Linked DNA regions of Homo sapiens: region 2 is linked to region 1. A link is a loop called in an ENCODE intact Hi-C map of the cell type or tissue named here. Cell type or tissue: PC-9. All regions are shown on one strand.

What was found. Hi-C counts contacts between places; a loop is a spot of excess contacts. Peaks named below come from ENCODE experiments on the same cell type or tissue, not always from the same donor. Only the 100,000 strongest peaks of a DNase experiment are listed, where the experiment ranks them.
Region 2: it touches region 1 in a loop (5-fold over the local background); 11 of 110 quality-filtered maps call a loop at or near these places.

What each region holds. Positions count from the first base shown.
Region 1 is chr2:118,181,401-118,189,400 of GRCh38, reverse strand. It overlaps THORLNC (testis associated oncogenic lncRNA), which reads left to right and starts at 3,015. Exons shown (of 3, transcript NR_144530.1): 1 at 3,015-3,170; 2 at 4,011-4,063; 3 at 6,079-6,479. LOC105373578 (a long non-coding RNA gene) reads left to right here. Exons shown (of 5, transcript XR_923249.3): 5 at 1,221-1,428. RefSeq lists enhancers at 2,661-2,710, 2,851-3,030. In PC-9, a CTCF peak has its summit at 3,316; DNase peaks (open chromatin) are centred at 3,010 and 3,550; H3K4me3 peaks cover 2,215 bases; H3K27ac peaks cover 2,111 bases.
Region 2 is chr2:118,108,958-118,116,957 of GRCh38, reverse strand. It overlaps INSIG2 (insulin induced gene 2), which reads right to left. Exons shown (of 6, transcript NM_016133.4): 6 at 5,961-8,000. Among named protein-coding and RNA genes, the nearest start is that of INSIG2, 24 kb to the right of the region's middle. RefSeq lists an enhancer at 10-1,209. In PC-9, no CTCF peak of the experiment used is centred here; a DNase peak (open chromatin) is centred at 3,887; H3K4me3 peaks cover 851 bases; H3K27ac peaks cover 4,971 bases.

The sequences.
Region 1 (8,000 bases):
CTGAAATGAGGAGACTCTGCCTACTTCCTGGAGATTTGTGAGGAACAAAGAACTTTTGCACAGTACCTGATGTAGTAGGCACTTAATAAAAGAAGCTGGACAGATGATTGCCTTTCTCCACAATCACCTCAAGGGAAATACTAAAGCAGAAAAGTCATTCTATGGGGGCAGCTTCAGGGCAAATGAGGAAGGAGGCACTCTTCCCTTCTACTGCCTTGAAGGTAGCAACCACTGCCAAATGACTGCATGTCCATGGGGGTGCAGGCAGCTATGTCGCACTGGGTGGCAGCTACCCACATCCCACTGAGGCTCAGTGGGAAATAGCTACATGACCGAGGAGGAGCTTGATGGCAGGGACTTCTTTAAAAGCAGAAGCCTGGTCCACTTCAAGGAGCAAGTGGCCAGTGCCCAGGCAGCCCATGTCTGCATCCTTGGCTACTCTACAGCATAACTCATACAGCTATGGAGTGCGCCCTACGCACAGGCCCTGAACCAAGGGAGCAAATGAGGGCCAAAGCCCAGCCCATCCTCCATGCAGCTAGCCAGACTCCCTGGCTGGAGGAAGGAGGTGCCTCTCGAATTTTTATAAACCGCATAGGAACTAGTGGTGGCCAGGTGCTTCTTTGGAGTTTTTAAGACTGACTTTGAATCACAAAAAGAGTCTTTGCCTCCTTCCACCAACCTTACCAAGTCTCCCCTATTTGCTAGCCGACCAAGCCACAGTCCCTGCCTCGAGGGGCCCAGAGTCTGATGATGGGACAGACTTGGAAGTAAATGACTGCAGGACAGGATAACCCAGCTAGGACAAGTGCTTCTGGAGAGACAGAGGAGCAACTGCCCAGATCACAGGACCCATTATGGGCAGGGCGCAGAGGAGAAATCTTCATCAGAAAGATAAGGAAATGCAGCCAAATGAAAAGAGGGAATGAGAGGGAGCAAGAGGAAAGGAAATGCAGGGAAAGGAAGAAGAGAATAAAGAAATATTGCAAAAGATGAGATGAAAGTGAAAGAATGAAGAGGATCCCAGCCAGTATGAAGAAGCTTGTGAGTGTGTGTGTGTGTGTGTGTGTGTGTGTGCATGCGTGTGTGCACTTACACCAGACAGAGAAATATAGGGGTGGGGTACACTCTGCGCAAGGCATTGAGATGGTCACTTTATAGACCTTATCTCATTGAGTCCTTATAGCAATCTTGTGATCATTACTATTCCCATTTTACAGATAAGGAACTTAGATGGAAGCCAAAAGACCCAGCTGATATATGATGGAATCCACGCTGCCCCCAGTGTACCACAGGAGAGGCAGAGCTGTCCTTTGCTGCTGGTGACTCAGTCCCTCCAATGCCCCTCTTCGTCTTCCCCCTGTGTCAGGCTATTGGATCACTGCAGCACCCCCTGGAGCCCCGAAGCCATGGCCTCACCACCACAGTGACGATTTCAAATGCCAGCTCTGGCTGAGGCTAAGGTTGCTGGCATGAAATCAAGTCTGCCATTAGCACAATGTCCAGGGAACATTTGGGCAGCTATCTGTCCCTCTCAGCCCAGGTACATGGGGGTTATGTTGATTAAATAAATCTAATCATGGAAATAAACTGACCCAGGTGATGGGCACAGCACTCAGCTCCAAGTTACTGGTGATTGTCAGAAAATCCAATTAAGATAGAGCTGAGCCTACTGTGCTGCATACAGTTAATTGAGGGCAAGGGTAGGGGCTAAGGGGAAGCTAAGAAAGGAAATCATGTCTTAATATCCATTAAGTTAATCTCCCTCTTAAGCAGTGCCAGAGAGAGTCCAGGAAGAACCTAGAAGAGAATTTAATGGAAACTAGGTACCAGCCTGCTTTAACATTTTCTTGACATTCTGGCTGGGGGACATGTGACAGGCACAGGAGACAAGGACATGCAAGTCTATGTGTCATTTACGGAGCCACGGACTAGGACTGTGGAGGCCCAAGGTCAAATCTGTTCTGGGCTCCATCACCAATTAACCACTTGATATTTGACGCTGTCCTATCTGTGCCTTAATAAAATGGAGTGCTAGAACTGGACCAAAGCCACCTGGTGGCTCTGAAGACCTTCAGCAGGAGAGGGGGAGAAAATGAAAATACAGGAATTTGAGAAAAATCTACCAACGTTATCACAGTGAGCTTGTGTTTCGGCATTATGATACAGCACATAGAAAATGGGGGGTGGCTCAGGGCAGGGAGAGAATTTGTTTCTTTCCTTCGTCCATTTGAAACTTATTGAGCATCTATATGTTCCAGGTTACAGAAACAAATACTGCATGGTCCTCGACCCAGAGAAAATCTCTTATAGGCCATGGGAGGCTGAGAGGTGTCTGTTTTTCTTCCCAGTATATCCCCAACATTTAACAACAGGTTAATACTTAAATATAGTAGATTCTCAATAAATATGTGTTGATTAAATAAATAAACCAATTTAATTCAAGACAAGTAAACGGACACTTTCAAGGAAGCATTTTAAAGCTATAGGGGAGAGAAAAGTGGCCTGGGAACTCAAATATGCGGCCCTCACCCCTACTAGGGAAGCAGAAGGAGGGAGCATCCCGTCCAAAGCTTCCCAAGCGGCGCCGGACTGCGTGCTGCGGCTGTGGGGGTAGAAGTCTTCAGATAAAAGATGGGGAAAACAGACCAAAGCAAGTCTCGCTGGCCAGTGACACTCCAGGAGCATGGCCCATGGAAGGATCCAAGGCTGAGGGATCTGGGGTAGCCCCACAGAGATACTCTGCCAAAATCCAGTCACGAGAAGGAGGGAGGAGGCGAGGAACGAAAATGAGATTTGGTTTAGGCCGGAAGAACGGGCTGCGCCAACAACGAGAAAATAAAGTGGCGAGCTGGGAAGGGTGTAGCGCGGGCTAGAAGGGCGGGAAACTTGAGAACCACGGGCGCGGGAGCCTGGCGGGGACGCAAGCCCGGAACTGGCGGAGGGGTGGGCAGGCGCATGCGCGCGCGCAGCTGAAACGCCGGCTGATGAAACTGACAAAGGCGAGAGCGCGCAGCAGCCCACAGCAGCCGAGTTCGCGCCGCCGGTAGGTGCTGCCATGCCAGGGGGCGGGATCGTGGAGCGCCTCGCAGAACCGCACGAAAGCAAAAACAAAGCCATCTCTCCGGAGCAGAAATAGAACAGACGTGGCCGGGGAAAGCCAAATATTTGTGAGATGATGTGAACAAAGGGGGAAAAGTCAATCCAGGGAAGTTTGAGTTTCTGGTTGGAGGCTTCAGCGGCTCTGATCGCTGGATACTTTAAGAGAACATCCTTTGCCCCCGCTCTCCCTCTCTCCCCGAAGAAAAATAAATCCTTGGCAAAATGAGACTTGACGGCATGAAAAGAAGGTCTCCAGACTGTCCCAGCTGGCGCGGGCGGGGCCGGGGCCGAGGTGCCGCTTGGTGACACTGCAGCCGCGGCTCAGCACTGTCACCCAGAAAGGCCCGCCGACGTCTGTATGCAGGGAACGTGGCTCTTAGCAGAGCCTGGACAGGCGCAGGGCCAAGGAAGTCTTTGTTTTTGTTTCTTTCTCTAGCCCTTCCTGCCAATACATCAGGGATATAACTCCTTGGTGTTTCTGCCTTACAATCGCTCCTTATACCCCACCCAGATCCTCAGCACTGCAGCTCCCACTGCCACTGCCCGCTGTGAGTCACCTCCCCCTCTCCCTTTTTTAAACCAAACGGCAAGGCCATATTGCAGTTATCCATAAATGGAAAAGCAAGAAGCCACCAATACCTGTTTGAGAAGATGGCATTTTAATTAGCACACTCCGGCTGCCATAAACCCGGGCTCCTGCCCCACCTCTCCCCCCGCCCCCTCCTCCCCCCTCCCCCGCCGTGCCCTCTCTCAACCTCCCCGCTCACCCCCATCTATGTAAAAAAGCCATAAAGCCTCTCTCCAATCGCTTTCTCGGAGGGAGTTTTTGCAACCCCCACAACACAGGTTGATTGGAAAGGTCTCTCTCCCGGATAACAACAATTCAATGTGCCTTGACATTTTAATAGCCTGCCGTCCTGGTGAACACAATCGAGCAAGGCAGTGAAGCAAACATCATTAGGTAAGCAAGATAATCTAAGCGGAATCTGCCGCCTGCAGGCTCACATCTGGGGGCAGGTTGCACAGCTGGGCCGTCCACAAAGCTGGGCTCCTCCTGTCCTGCAGCGCCTTTGTATATGAATACCAATATATACACTTGTTTAGCTAGAGACACACACTTACAGGTTTTGGTAGATAAATACAGTCAGGCAAGTGTACCGACCACTGACGCCCCAACATGAAATAGCGTTAAGAGTACACAAATTTACCATGAATCAAAATATCCACCATCCCACCGAAGCTCCACCAAGATAAACGTACGGCTCTAAGCGCGGGTTTGCTATATCAAAGAGAACAAGGCAAATACTTGTTGGGATTCCTAATACCAACCATGTAAAGGCTTTTGATGCATATATATATGCCCCCTGAGTGCCCTAGGCTGGTATTCTCCTGCGTGCCGTTGTCCAACTTGGCTCTGGTCATATGGCTTTTGGGCTTGAAATGGTGCGACCTACCTTATTTTCTATTGTTATCTAAAGGAATGCATATATATGCGTTCATTTATGTAAATATTTTGAATATAATGCCATGGCTAGACATATAATTTAAGCATAATATATAACATAAAATATTTATACTTATGTTTGCAGGGAACTGCTATTAATGCTTCACATCTAATAACTCATTTAATCCTCAAATTGTAGGTACTGTTATTATCCCCACTTTACAGATGAGATAACTGAGGCACAAAAGTTTGAAGCAGCTTGCCCAAAGTCATCTTCTAATAAGTGGTGGAGCCAGGATTTGAATCCAAGCAGTCTGGCTCTAGAGTCCAGTGTATTATCCATTAAGTTATGCTGTTTCATAAAAAGTAAAGCACACAAGTAGATATAAAATGTGTTGCATGTCTTCATAAGGTCAGTGCATTCTATTATGAATTTATATATTTATGTACATGCATAACACACACATGTTCGTGTGAACTGTCAAAAGGTGCAAGGAAGTATGTCTGACTTCTTTTTAACATAAACACCTGCCTGCACTTGTATATTCAGCCATATTCATGTATTGAGCATCTTGTGAGTCCCTAAGCCATGTGCTGGGGTACTGAGGATACAATAATTAATTAGACACAATGGCCACCCTCAAGAACTCATCACCTATGGGGGAGTCAAACAAGTAAATAGATGCTTAACCTTGAGGGTGATAGGTTAGAGGCTGACACAGAGCTGCAGAGACTAGGATGGCCCCTTCCCCCACCCATCCCCACCCTCCTGACATATCTTGCACCAGAATCTTCCAGGGAAGCCACACACTTATTCCCATGAGGTTGTCATCACTCAGAACATGTTGAGGGTTCCCTTTGGGAATTGCCTTCTAAACCATTTTATAAGCTGCCCAAGAAAATGATTCTTGTTATTTAATAATTACATATAATATGCACACTCACACCCCTTTCTTAGGAAGGAGGCAGAAGTGACATCACAAAACCCAGGGACCAACAGATGATAGAAAATTCTCCTGTTGGAGTCCAACCCTCCCCAGCTGGTCCATGCCCCTCCCTCTCCTGCACACAAGTCCCCCAGCATAGATCCCGTTCCCTGGATGCTGACTTGGCAAGCTATTCACTTTATGAATATGACCCTCAGAGGGGAGAGCCCCTCTCAGCAGCCCCCGAACTATGTTATCACCATTATTAAGGAGCTTAAAGAGGAGCTGGGAGGACAAGACACCGCTGGAATTGCAGCCTGATTGTGATTGATGTGTTCCTATTAGCGCCTCAGTGTTATCTCTCTGGATAGCAACAACAGCCAGTGGCTTGTAACACAACAGATTACCTGAGTTCTCAGCCTTAGAAGGATGTTTAAATAAAATATAGTCGCTCTTAGCAAGAGGCTCATTTTCTCCACGAGGCTCCCGGACTATTTCATGTCAGCTCTGATTCGCTGCGACTCTCCTCAGTAAACATGTCTTATCATTAATAATTCTTTACAAGCACAATCTCCAAGAGTCCTCTCTCTCTCCCTCTTTCTCTAGGTGGCTGGACTCAGACACATCACGCTCCAGTTTGGGTTCCAAGGTGCTTCTCTCTGGATTTTCACCTGCCTTGCCAAAAATGATTGATTACGCTGGGCCAACTGGGTGTCCGGCAATACCCAACAAATGACTTTGGCCCCTAACAGCAGGTCTTGGCCAGACAGAAATCAATATTTCACCATTAAAATCTATCAAAGAAGAGTTAAGGCACCATCTGTCCCTGCCGCCTCTCTATGGTGTGTGAACATTAAATCCGACACTTGTACTACATGGGTAATCAATATATAGTGGTTCACAGATCATTTGTGGTTCCCTTTTAGCAGTGATGGATGTCTGGAATCGTTGTGATTCATTTTGTCAGACCATTAAACAAGATTCTGTCCAGTTCCTTCCTGATTTCATTTAGAGGATCATTCTTCACAGTTCATAAGAGGGAAACGGTTTTACCAATCTGCTTCTATTTCAATAAGTCACTTTATAGAGATTTTGTGTCCTCCAGACTGTAAAAATTCTGGAGAGATAGTACAAACAGACCTCTAAAACTATTCACTGCATGACATATGCATAAAGTGTGAAGAGAGGAATGTAAATATGTTTACCTCTTTATCTGCAAATGTTGGTTTTAACCCCCTCCTAGCTGGAGAGCTGGCCAGGGTACTCCAGGCATCGGCCTGCTATAGCAAGAGGCAGCTAAAGTTTGGTAACTGGAGGCTAATTTACAGGGATGACGAAAATCCCCTGACTCCTCATGAGCATGGTGGAAAGCAAATGGGAATGGCTCTTCCAGGGGCCACATTTTAGAGACTTTCATTTCTATAGTCAAGATGTCCTTGCCCCTCATGCAAATGGTTGGCAAAAGCCTCTGCACTCCCAGGCAGCATGCTGACCCAAGAGAAGCAAGACTGACCTTGCCCTTGAGGGCAGGAGTGTGGATGACCAGGAAGGTCTTGCATGCCAATATGGCTACCATCTGTGAAGCACCAACCTATGTCAGGCCCCATACTTGCACAATTCTTGCCCTTAACAATCCTGAGAGATAGGTACTATTATCTCCACTTTCCAGTAAGGAAACTGAGACTCAAAAAAGTTAAATAACCTGCCTAAGATTATTCTAGTCAGGGAAAGTAAGAGTCAGGACACAAACTTAGGCCTGTCTGATGCCAGCCTCCACATTGAACTGTAGTCAGATCTCAGCTGGTGGCCATTAATCTGCAGATGATTTTGTTTCAACCCAAGTGAATTTCCTTTAATGCTCCTGGATGTCTTACTTGCATCAACCAACTATGGTGTTACTAGGAAACAGAATTTTATTCTATCCTTATTTTAAGTAAATCTACAGTAAGATCACTAAATTATGCACTCCAAAACGAAACACTGGATTTTAAACTATTTTCTGTTTTGGGATTATTGGGCAATTACTTCACTGTTGCTGATATTAGTGTAGATAAGTAGATGTCGATTTAACTATTAACATAAGTACATATACATATACGTACAGACTTACACACATAATTTATATATAATTATTGTATGTCACATAAATATATATAACTTAAAAGATCTTAGAGATAATTTAGCTTTTCCTTTTTTTCTATGCTTTTAAAATAAAGCAATGGAGGCTCAGCAGGACTAAAAAGCTGGTCCAGGGACAAGAATCTTGTTTTCTGATTCCCAAGTCAAAATGCTTTACCAAAGAATTATAAGTAATAGAACATTACACAATTATGATTTTTTTGGTTTCATATTTGTTGAGGGGATGAGTGGAGAGAGTTGTATTCATTTTGCAGTTTACAGAACAGGAAAACGGCCAGTGCATTCTTACTTCCATTTCAGTTCACTGACTACTATGCCATCCTGCCTGGAGATGGGCGTTCCTTTAGATAACAATAGAAAATAAGGTAGGTCGCACCACTTCAAGCCCA
Region 2 (8,000 bases), 72 kb after region 1:
CATTCCTATCAGCAATGCCCACAATGCCAAGTCACTTATTCTAAGCGACGGCATTGGAATTCCGTCAGAAATGCATATGCAACATGAGGCAGGAGCGTCAGCGAAGGGACTTTCAGGGACAGCAGACAGGTCTGTGGTGATGAGGAAAGTCTTTGGTCATTGGAGTGAAGTCAAACCAGGGTTTGAAACTCTGCTGTGCCACCCAGAAAAATGTGGATGTTGGCAGCCGTAAAATGGCGTCAATACCCACAGACGTGTGCTGGGGACATTCCCAGGAGGCACCAGGAAGACACCTGGTTCATTCCCTCCCACACATTTCTCCTTCTAGGCGAGAGGAAAAGATGAAAGTGAATCCCTTCCTTCTTTCTCACCACTCCAAGACTTAGACACAAAGTTTACACTTTAGGTAAAGACCATAATTTTGTTTTAAACTTTGCCACCAAAAACTATTTTCTTATAGTCATGTTCACTATCAATCACTAAGGGAGTAAAGTATTCTATTGTGAACAGAGCACCGCAAAACGTTTTACAACTGTGGCAGACATTACCAGGGATCACCAATATTTGGTTCTCCTCTCCCTTTGGAGGAGGGGTTACACATCCCAGCCCCCTTGCAGTTAGGGCCACAGGATTAGTTCTGGCCAATGTGTGGAGCAGAAGTGCAGTACATTCCTTCTAGGCCCAAGCAGAGAAGAGTGAGTTTGAGAACCCATGCCCATTCTTCCCCTGCCTTGGCAAGCGAGTGAGGCTGCCTGTCTGCAGTGGGGCACAGTCTCCCACAAACCAGACTGTACATGTCACGTAAGTGGGAAATAAACCCGGTTATTGTAAAGCCAAGTTACAAATCAATGAAAACAAGCTGCCATTTCAAAATCAGATTACCAAACAATATTTAAGGATCACTAACTTATTCTTTCTGGGGAAAAAAGCTGAACCAAACTCAACTCTAGTATGAATTTTACACACATTCTGGGAAGACACGCTTCAACATGCCCTGACGTGCCTTCTCAAGGACAGACAGGATCTTGATATGCACTAGGATCTGGGACTTTGAAAATTCCACAGAGATTTGTCTTTATAAACATCTTTTAAGTTTCATCTTAAATTTGTCAGTCTGCAAGCTTCTCAAGCCCAGGGTGTGAGACTATGCACCCCAGGTGCATCCAGCTGATCCTGAGGTGATGGGCCAGCACTCTGCCTCTCTGTAATGTCCTGCTAGAAAATCTCAAGCTTTTTTATTAATATAAGCAGAAAGAATCGTTTCAAAACAGAACTGCCACTGTCATACTTTGGTGGAGCAGACATTCCCAAAAGATCTAGGAGTGACATGTGATGACTATAAAGGGAATAGAAATGAGTTTGATCCAATGGCAGAAATTCCCAGTGAATGCATTTTAGAAACTTTTCTTCTGAAACAAACAGTTTCAGCACTTGAGTTATTTCTTTGCTTTGTCTACTCAACTGCTCATCACAATGAATTGGTCCATGATCACATTCTGTGCAAGTTTCCTCAAAAAGCGTTTCTAAAAGAGAAGCAAATCTTGCAAATGAAACAGTCTCATGGAAGCACAGTAGCAGTAGATGGATTTATGGTTTTCGGAATGGCAATCAAAAATGATTGTTTTTAAATGGCAATATGTTTTCCAAGTGCCCATTACTTTTAAAGCCCACCTTCGGGGAGGCCACAGAATGATTAGCAGCCATAAATGCTGCCATGTGAAAGCAGCAGAGGACACAGTTACTAGAGCACAATTTTGATTTGGAATTAAAACTGCCCTTGTTCAAGAAAATCCTCACAGAAACTGAAACCAGGGAAACAGTGAAAAGGAAAAATCGCCCATATATGGCAATCAGTTTTGACACGAGGCTCATCAATAGCCCAGTCTTTCCAAGGCACATCATTATCTATCTGATCTGCCAAATCTGATACTTAACAACATTGTCTTCAGAACAGTTGACATAGCCTGGAAAAGTCTATCTTGTAAATCACAAAGATGACAGGTTTCACAGATCTGATCAGTGATAAAAAGAAGGGAGGCATAAAAGAGCAGATGCCAGTATACTTGCTGGCACAATGAACTGAATGAACTATATGTATTTCAAGGAAGAAAAAACCCCTCTACATCCCAATTTTTATTGAGGCCCAGTAAGAAACCACTGACTTAACCTATTTATCTCAGCTCCTAATTAAACCGAGTTTTTGAAAGGTAAAGACAAATGACCAGGGAGATAGCATGATTTTGTGGTATCAAAAAGTGGTGGGGAAAGCTGAATCAGGTCAGCTGGGCAGGCATGCTGCAGCTTCTTCCACCTACCCTAAATCCACAGAAATAACAAAAAGAAAAGAGATTTTTAAAAAGAAAAGGAATCCACAACTATACTGCAAAATAAGTACATTCTGTGAACTAGAAACTACAAGGAATCCCTGAAAGCAAGAGTGAGTAGCTGGATGGAGGGAAACCACAGCTTGAAATACTCAAGGAGAGGACTTGCTAAATATGAAACTAGGGGCATCCTAAGCTCAGAGGTAGCTGATGCTGGGAGCTGGAAATGCCAAGGGCAACTGACCTTATGGGTTCAACCAGGCTTCTGTGAAAGCAGCCAGTCTGGCCAACCCTTCTACACTTCTCCTACTTGCCAACCTTTGACCAGGCAGAGACAGCATGGTATCTACCCCATGATGTAAGTGTTAAGTGTGGACAGTCTCAAGAAGCATGGCGATGTGCCCAAGGCAAACCAGGGGCACTCACATCTGGAGATCAGCTGGTGGCAGGCTCATCCCACCCTTCCCTGCAATGGCTCTTTAGAAGTGCTTCGAACTTTAGAAGAGCAATTAATGTCCTTAGAAAAAATACAAGAAGGGCAATATACTTCCATTTCAAAGTACAGTAATCTTAGAAATTAAAATTGCTATCAATAAAATTAAAAACTCAACTGATGGGCTGAATGGATGGATACAGCTGAAGAGCAACTCGCTGAGCTGGAACAACAGTTATGTAATTCTTCTAGAAGGTAACACAACAAAGAAAAGCTAAGGGCTATATAAAAAAACAGAAACAGAAGGTCAAATATGTCTAGAATAGAGGACTTTTAGAAGAAAAGAAAAGAGAAAGTGAAAAAAGGAACACTAACAGCAAATATAGAAGTAAATTTCCCAGAATTCAAAAGATATATCTGACTGAACATGATTAACAGAAAAAGACTCACTCCTAAACATATTGTAGTAAAATCTCAGAACACCTAGGATGATAAATATCTAAAAAATAAATAAATACTCAAGCCTGTAATTCCAGCACTTTGGGAGGCTGAGGCGGGTGGATCACCTGAGGTCAGGAGTTCAAGACCAGCCTAGCCAACATGGTAAAACTCCGTCTCTACTAAAAATACAAAACTTAGCCGGGCGTGGTGGTGAGTGCCTGTAATCCCGGCTACTGGGGGGGCTGAGGCAGGAGAATTGCTTGAACCCGGGAGGTGGAGGTTGCAGTGAGCCGAGATCGTGCCACTGCACTCCAGCCTGGGTGACAGAGTAAGACCTTGTCTCGAAAAAAATAAATAAAAATAAAAATAAATAAATAAAAGAGGGGGGAAAGGGATTCTAATTAAAATCCCAATACAGTCAAGGCACTGAGATAAGTACCTGCTCAAATGGTCAAAAAGAGTATAGATGACACCCTTCCTTCCCACCTGACCTTTGAGATCACTCCAGGTAACATCAATACCAACATCAAAATCTGTTCACCCACGCATTGGACCTCTACTCCGCTGCTGTTCATTTCTACTCACTTCAGTGAACTATGTAAATACAGTTGTTTAGAACACTCCTTGGACTTTATCAAGATCTGGAAATGATCCACTACATTCCTCTCTGATTACAAACCCCAAACCTACCAACCTTACCCTTAAACTGGATTTTTAATCTCAACACTTGCAGTCATTTGACTTCATCCTATTTCCTCATGCCATCAGGTCAGCACTGCTGATTCAACTTCCTTTCCCAATTTGCCTGGATCCCATGAAAACGTCTGCAGATATTTCACTGGGAGTCTCTATTCATTTTTCACATATCCTTGTGCCATGCCTACCAGTGAATTCTCAGCTACAATCAATGTATTTCATCATGACAAGTCTACACTCCTGGGCTGCTGAGCCCACTAAGACATGGCGTTAACAATGTCAATTGGCTCTACTGCAAATATCTGACCTCTATCCTCACATGGATCCTTGATGGCCTCAAAACTGTCTGGCAAGTCTTTCTTCATCTTTAGTCAGTTACTATGTCCATTCTTCATAGATATTGTCCAAACATCCATCATTCTTTCAAAGTTCCCTAGTTGCCCCAGATCCCCTCACTCCCAATAAAAGACTCAGTATATAATCAGGCTTTTCTTTATTTTGTGAGCTATTTTATTAGTATACAGGGAGATATTTTATATGTTAAGAGACAGCAGTTAGAAAAACATTTTCAATGTAAAACAACACCTTCTCCTTTATCATCAAGATTAATTCATCCTTCCAATTGTACTTCATTGTACCAGTTACTCTGCCTGAAACTTCCTCCTACCCTGGTTTCATCCCATCACTCTTCTGGTTTTCCTCTTACTCTTTTTTTTTAATTTTTATTTATTTATTTATTTATTTATTTTTGAGACTAAGTCTCACTCTGTCTCCAGGCTGGAGTGCAGTGGCACGATCTCGGCTCACTGAAACCTCTGTCTCCCGGGTTCAAGTGATTCTCCTGCCTCAGCCTCCCGAGTAGCTGGGACTACAGGTGCCTGCCACCACACCCAGCTAATTTTTGTATTTTTAGTAGAGACACGGTTTCACAATGTTGGCCAGGATGGTCTCGATCTCTTGACCTCATGATCCACCTGCCTCAGCCTCCCAAAGTGCTGGGATGACAGGTGTGAGCTTTCCTCCTACTCTTGATCGTTCTTCTCTTTTCACCATAACATGCTCCCTATGTGATTTCATCCACTCCTAAGGCATCATTTATTACGGTCACATGCTGATGACTCCACATTTACATCCTACATCCCAGACTCAAATATCCAAGTGTTTATGATACCTTTATCAGATGTGCCCTACATAACTCAACCTCAACATATCAAACCAAACTTGTTAACTTTACCCCTTCACCTGCTTCTCTACATTCTCTTTTGGTTTATGGAAATATCATCCATCTAGTTTCTCAAGATAAAAAAATGAACTTACCATTGACTCTTCCTCATCTTTAACCTTCACACCCAAGTCACCAAGTTCAGGTGATTTTATTCCAAAATGTGCCCCTCATTCTTCATTTCCAATGTTACTACCCATCTCATCTCTCTCACCTGGACGCTACCCCTTATTTTATGCATAACTACACCAGTGAGTGGCAACCTGGGTTGCACATCAGAATCACCTGGGGAACTTTTAAAAATCCTAATGCTCAGGGCATACCCCAAACTAATTGTATCAGAGTCTCTGGGGGTGGAACCCAGACACCAGAATTTTCTATAGGTCCCCATGTGATTCCAATATGCAGGCACATTTAAGAATTTTCCAGAATTGAAAACATGAGCCCACAGATTGAAAGTACATACCAAATACCAAGCAAAAAAAAAAAATAACAAATCTACAACTAGTCAAATCATAATGAAGCTGAAAAATGTTAGAGGATAGAGAGAAAATCATGCAAATATCCTAGAGTGAAAAGATAGATTATCTACAAAGGAAAGAAAATTACGGTAATGGCAGACTTATCTGTAACATTAGGTGACAGAAGACAATGAGTTAAAAATCTTCAAAGTGCTGAGGGAGGGAAAAAAACTATGAACATAGAATCCTACAGCCTGCTAAATTATTCTTCAGAATGAAACAGACCTTTTCAGACACACAAAGCTAAGACTCTACTACTCAGACCATCACTGGAAGAATTACCTTACACAGAATATACTTCATTATAAAGGTAACTGAGCCAATAGGATTACAGAAGTATTTATTGGTATTAACCAAGTCTGACTTCTACCTGGAAAATACAAGATGTATGAAACATATGCATCATTGAGAGGTCCCAATGGCCTTAAAGAAGGTAAAACAGCTCAGTGCAAATAAATAAATTTTACATTAAAAGTTTTAGCAGGGCTCTGGCTAATTTGAATTGTTTTCTTGCACTTTTGTAGAATTTATCCCCAGTTTTCAACTGTGCAAATTTCCATAACTTGAAATAATAAAAGAAAGCACTGCCAATCTAGCAATGTTAAAAAATGTTTCCCATTTTCTTTCATTGAAAAAAATAGGTTCTATACATTTATATATTTATCAAAATTTCAAAACAATTTTATTTTTTGCTATAATTATCTTATTTTCTAGAGGACCTGAAAATAATTTAAGAACACCAACGATAATCATTCAGTCTCACCGATACCACACACAGTTGACCCTTGAACAGCATGGTTTTCAGCTGTGTGGGCCCACTAATAATGCACATCTTCTTCCACCCCCGCAACAGCAAGACCAACCCCTCCTCCTCCTCCTCCTCAGCCTACTACTCAGCATGAAGATAGCATGAGTGAAGACTTTTAGGATGGTCCACTTCCACTGAATGAAGAGTAAACACATTTTCTTTTCCTTAGCTTACACTATTGTAAGAAAACAGTATATAATACATATACCATACACAATATGTGTTCATCAACTGTTTCTTATTGGTAAGGCTTCCCATCAAGAGTAGGCTATTAGTAGTTAAGTTTTGGAGGAGTCAAAAGTTATACATGGATTTTCAACTATGTTGGGGAGTGGTGCCCCTAACTCCTGTTGTTCAAGGGTCAACTATATTTAGTTTCTTTTCATCGTTTCTTGGTAACTTCAACCACATATGTTAATTTCATTAGATTAATCCACAGTACCATATTCTAAGACTTACCACAAAGAAGAAAAACAGACTCTTAACCCAGATGATAATTACATATTTAATACGTGTTGCTTTTAACAGCAATTTTTAAAGTAAACACATCATAGACCTTATAACTTATTAAAGATTTTATAGTGCTTACAAAGTTGATTCTAAAAAATATACCTTATTTGTTCTAAATGAATAACATTATCTGGAAGATATAATAATAAATTATAGTAGTATGTTTTCCACCACGATAGTTAAGATTGTGTACACATATTCAATATGAAATCCTCTTAGGATTTTCACACCTTCAGCCTGAAAACATAAAAGCAGATTAAAGTTTGGCATACAAGATCTCAGTCTGATAGTAATTGCTTTAAAACTCAAAGTGTAAAAATATCTACTTGACATTCTAGGAAAGCATGGCCACATGCACAGACACATTCTCTCACTCACTCCAACACACACGTGTGCACACATACTCACACCCCAGAGTACTCAGAAGATCTTGCCCTTGTGGATCAGACAACTGCCACCAATTTCAAAAACTAATGGAAAAAATTAGCTAAGAATATGTTTAAACCATACTTAAGAGGTGCTGGTTGCCATTAAGATCTTTAACATGCAGAGAATGCCATCTCAATACACTCTTAAACAGACTTGAACTATTCACTAATGGATACACGAATACATGAGAAATTATGTATTCATCCACCCCCAAGACTGCATGTAAGATGAAAAACCTAGGCATTCCACCAACGAGTCATATGACTGAACCCAGCTAAAGCTACAGTGGTTTGCTTCACAGAACCCAATAGAAGACAGAACCCAACAGATTTAGAAACCTCATTGTGATCTGTTTGGAGTTTCCTATATGCTCCATGTGCAAAAGCAATGAGATTCTGTATTGCAGATGACAGCTAATATCACTTTGCACTTTTGTGACACTGCAAGAGGTCACTGTATTTCCAAAACATGTATTTATTCTAATTAAATCCTCTAATGTTCCTTACTTTTAATTATATATACTGTTCCAAATTTAGAACCAAAACAATTTAATGCTGATAACCTCTTCTGCTCATCACATATACTTCCAGTAAAACCTGTCAAAACAGAAAATTAC